Linked DNA regions of Homo sapiens: region 1 is linked to region 2. A link is an interaction called in ENCODE POLR2A ChIA-PET data of the cell type or tissue named here. Cell type or tissue: OCI-LY7. All regions are shown on one strand.

What was found. Peaks named below come from ENCODE experiments on the same cell type or tissue, not always from the same donor. Only the 100,000 strongest peaks of a DNase experiment are listed, where the experiment ranks them.
Region 1: POLR2A ChIA-PET joins it to region 2 with 6 read pairs; 4 of 35 experiments call an interaction of 5 or more read pairs at or near these places.

What each region holds. Positions count from the first base shown.
Region 1 is chr3:136,381,842-136,384,341 of GRCh38, reverse strand. The region is part of intron 22 of STAG1 (STAG1 cohesin complex component); the gene reads left to right. Among named protein-coding and RNA genes, the nearest start is that of PCCB, 130 kb to the right of the region's middle. In OCI-LY7, no CTCF peak of the experiment used is centred here; no DNase peak of the experiment used is centred here.
Region 2 is chr3:136,593,813-136,596,312 of GRCh38, reverse strand. All of the region lies in intron 4 of STAG1 (STAG1 cohesin complex component), which reads left to right. Among named protein-coding and RNA genes, the nearest start is that of STAG1, 160 kb to the left of the region's middle. In OCI-LY7, no CTCF peak of the experiment used is centred here; no DNase peak of the experiment used is centred here; H3K27ac peaks cover 498 bases.

The DNA.
Region 1 (2,500 bases), 210 kb after region 2:
AGTAGCTAGGACTACAGACATGTGCCACCACACCCGGCAGTTTTTGTATTTTTAGTAGAGATGGGGTTTTGCCATGTTGGCCAGGCTGGTCTCGAGCTCCTGACCTCAGGTGATCCACTCACCTCAGCCTCCCAAAGTGCTAAGATTACAGGCATGAGCCACCACACCCAGCCAAATTTCTTACTTTCATAATGCTGCCTGTCTCTGCAAGTTGCCACATATTAATTTTATCATATTAAAGAGTCATTATAGCATACTGGTTAAGACCACAGTCTGGAGGCAGACTGCTTTTGTTATTTCACTTTGCTACTTAATGGCTCTGTGTCTTTGGGCCTGTTGCTTAACATCTCTGTGACTGTTTCTGTTTCTTTTTTTTTTTTTTTTTTTGAGACGGAGTCTTGCACTGTTGCCCAGGCTGGAGTGCAGTGGTGCGATCTCGGCTCACTGCAAGCTCTGCCTCCTAGGTTCATGCCATTCTCCTGCCTCAGCCTCCCGAGTAGCTAGGACTACAGGCGCCTGCCACCACGCTCAGCTAATTTTTTGTATTTTTAGTAGAGACGGGGTTTCACCGTGTTGGCCAGGATGGTCTCGATCTCCTGACCTCGTGATCCGCCCACCTCGGCCTCCCAAAGTGCTGGGATTACAGGCGTGAGCCACCGCGCCTGGCCGTGCCTGTTTCTTTATACATAAAGTGGGGGTGATAATACCAATACCTATCACAGTTGTAAGGATCAGTTGTTAATCTGTGAAAAATTTAGATTAGTGCCTGGCAAGTAGTAAGTGTGGATAAATGTTAACTTTTATTATTATTGTATTCTGGCCCAGATAAAATGAAGTAAGTTAAGCATATTTACTTTTTTTCATAATGAATTACAGCTATTATAGCAGATGAGAAGTGACAGTATCCATAATATGAGGAATGTAACTTTTTTCAAATTAAAAAGCAGTCAGTGATATATTTTAAAAGAATTCATAGTAAGTGTGCTAATTTTCACCTATTTAGAGCAAGCTCTTATAATTTGCCCTATTCCAAATCTTTTTATATTTCTTTTTCTTTTTCTCTTGAATATTATCTATTGTTCTTTAAGGGGCATTAAGAGTAAAGCTAACTCTATGAGACTTCTTTGTTTTCTTACTATTGGAGTCTTAAATTGGCAAATCCTGAACTAATTTCAAAATCTTGATGTAACACCCTGAAAATGTATAGATACTTACTATCACATGACCCAGTAATGGCAGCCTTCCTCAACTTGAGCAAAATCACAGTCTTGGGAATCATAATTCCCACTACTTAAATGAAATGAAGTATAGTAACAGGCCAACATCATGAAGTGGATGAATAAAAGCACTGAGTTCTGAAATTTTCAGGAACCTAAATTATCTTCCCAACTGTTCAAAGGATTTACTATAAGAGATTAACTAACTTTGTTAAGTATACAATATCTGTGCTTATTTACCCAAATCTGTCAGTATGTATAATTCTCTCAGTGGAATATAGTTACAATTAAATTAACTTTCTTGAGCACTCAAATAATATTTAGTTTGCATCCAAATCTAGGCCAAACTTTATTGCTAAAGAAGGTCTTTAGTCCATCCCCATTGGGAAAAAATAATAACAATAAAGAAAGCCTGGCCAGGCGTGGTGGCTCATGCCTCTAATCCCAGCACTTTGGGAGGCCAAGACGGGTAGATCACCTAAGGTCAGGAGTTCGAGACCAGCCTGGTCAACATGGCGAAACCCTGTCTCTACTAAAAATACAAGAAAAAAAATAGTAGCTGGGCGTGGCAGTGGGCACCTGTAATCCCAGCTTTTTGGGAGGCTGAGGTAGGAGAATCGCTTGAACCCAGGAGGCAGAGGTTGCAATGAGCCGAGATAGCGCCACTGCACTCCAGCCTGGGCGATAAAAGCAAAACTCTGTCTCAAAAAAAAAAAAAAAAAAGAAAGCCTTGGTTGTTTCACATTTCCAGTGTCTCTTAAAATACTACTGTTAATTAGTTCATCAGTTGATTGCTTACTTATTTGTGGTATTAAATGTACTACTCTTTAGATGTTTTGGGAAGTAATCATTTTACATAAGACACATTTGCTTTGTGTTCAGCCTTTATAAAGGAATCCTTTGCCTCCAACTCCTAAGATGGCTGATTCCCTAGACTTTCTTACATACTAATCAAGAAATCTGAGGGAGTAAAGGAACATTAGTAACTCCTAGCATCATTTCTTAAAAACCCAATAATTATTTATTGTTTGATGAAATTAACACATTATAAGTTGCCCCCAGGATTGTGGTAAACATCCATATTAAGTATACCAACATTTCATTGAGTAACTATTTATTAAATATCTACTATATGCAAAGCACTATTTTAGGTACTAACAGTGGAACAGTGTTCCTTTGAATACTGGAAGGTTTACAAGTTGACAGCTATCTGTTCTCATTTGAGTTTCATAGAGTTAATTTAGCAGAATCAGAGTAACATAGAACCTTAGAATACCTAGTTC
Region 2 (2,500 bases):
GTTGATAGCTGCCGACTGATCAAGTGGCTGTGGTAGTTTCCTAAAACAAGACAACAATGAAGTTTCTGCATCAGTTGACTCTTCCTTTCATGAAAGATTTCTCTGTAGCATGCAATGCTGTTTGATAGCATTTTACCACAGAACTATTTCAAAATTGGAGGAAGTCCTCTCAAACCCTGTCACTGCTTTATCATATAAATTTATGTAATATTCAGAATCCTTTGTTGCCATTTCAACAGTGTTCACAGCATCTTCACCAGGAGTAGGAGTTTAGTAGGCAGTAGCAGAAGACGTTTCTTAATTTAGAAACAGGAAATGCAAAGATAAAATCTGTTATCCGACCATAGAGGACAGTAGATGCCCTTGTAAAAATGGAGCTGAGAGAAACTACATTCTGACCATTGAATACTTTTTGTAAAATTGATGGTATTTTAGAAAGAAAATTACTTGTTTGTATTTTCATTTTTAGAAATGCCTTTCTGGGAGCAATTTAGATGATGATTTGGTGGGCAGGTAAGGCTGGAATCAGACCAAAGGCTTTTTTTTTTTAAACACTGATCCATTAGGGAACTAAAGAAAGTTCTTATTTATTTATTTATTTATTTATTTATTTATTTATTTATTTATTTATTTATTGAGATGGAGTCTTGCTCTGTCGCCCAGGCTGGAGTGCAGTGGTGCGGTCTCGGCTCACTACAAGCTCCACCTCCCGGATTCATGCCATTCTTCTGCCTCAGCCTCCTGAGCAGCTGGGACTGCAGGCGCCCGCAGTTTTGTATTTTCAGTAGAGACAGGGTTTTACCGTGTTAGCCAGGATGGTCTCAATCTCCTGACCTCGTGATCCACCTGCCTCAGCCTCCCAAAGTAGAAAGTTCAAATTTATAGAAGGTCAGTGAGAATGGAGAGGAAGTGACAGATTGTGCAAATATTCAGGCTCTGGAATGATTAGGAAAGATGAGAAAGAGGAAGTAATCTAAGGTGGTCCCTAGTTGTTTGACTTGGTAGCGTTCACTGAAAGTTTGTGTGAATATAGGTATTGGAGGATGGCTATGAGAGTAGTTTGGACATCCTGACTTTTAGATCTGTGACATTAAATACATGTTGAATTTTGGAACTTTCAAGCTGTGTAGTCTAAGTGATATTTTTTGCTTTAGTAGTTATGAGTAAGAGCTTGTTAATTTCTGTAATCCATTGGCATTTTCATTTTGTACACCTAGATATCAACTATAAAAGTTGGACTATAGGGCTGGACATGATGGCTCAGTCCTGTAAGCCCAGTACTTTGGGAGGCTGAAGCAGGCAGATCTCTTGAGCCAGGAGTTCGAGACTAGCCTGGGCAACATGGCAAAACCCCATCTCAACCAAAATACAAAAAGTAGCCAGGTGTGGTGGCATGTGTCTGTAGTCCCAGCTACTCAGGAGGCTGAGTTGGGAAAATCACCTGAGCCCGGGAAGTCAAGGCTGCAGTGAGCTGTGATTGTGCCATTGCACTCCAGCCTGGGCAACGGGAGTGAGACTCTGTCTCAAAAAAAAAGTCGGACTGTCGTTTATTCATTCAACAAAAATTCCAAGCTAATTGGGTTAGGCGCAGGGCTACAATATTAATTAAACTCACCTGACCCTTACCTTCATGGACTTTCTAGTCTTGGAAGAAGAAATAGTTTATACCAATCAAATGATCTATTAATATACAATTAAAAACTGTTGATTAACACTAAGCAAACTTTCTTTGGTCTTAGTGTAGTGATAACAACAGCTTATGTGAATAAGGAACTCTTGTTAACCTATAAATTAAGTATACTTAGTGAGACAATTTGGTCTTCTGTTTGCTTTTGACAACTGACTTTGAAGGTGAAACTAATTTTGTCCATTTAAATATGATTGGGCAAGAGGTAGGTGTCTTAGAAATTGTGATCAGACATTCTCTGTCCCTTAGGGTTAGTAAGCTTTGTTTTAGTGTCAAAGAAAAGTATGGACTTTTATAGTGACATTGGTTTCTTCTAGCCTCCGAATTATAGATGAGTTACATGCCAAATCGCTTCGTATCATCAAATGGAGAGGAATTCTCAAGCTGGGCTTGAGTTTTACTCTATGACTATACCAAGGAAAGAGGAAAGCAGCTGTGGGTTTATTTAAATTCTACCTGTTAACTTGTAAGTGTTAGAACTGACAGTTACATAGTAACTGTAATAGGGCTTGTATGCATTTCTGAGCTATTAATAGAATGGATAAAAGTGTTTTAATAATTTTCTAATATTCATTGACTGAGAAGCTTGAAAGTTTCAAGAAGTATTAAAATGGCCAAAGAATGTATAAGGATTGTAATTATAAACAAATGATACTGAGACATTAGATGAGAGGACACATATACTATTGATTAAAATGAAACTTCATGACAAAGATGGGGAGAACACATTGAAAGACAGAAATACTGTAATGAAGTTAAGGAGTAAAATTTTGTGGAACTAAGCAAATATAAATACTTGAATAGAATTAATAC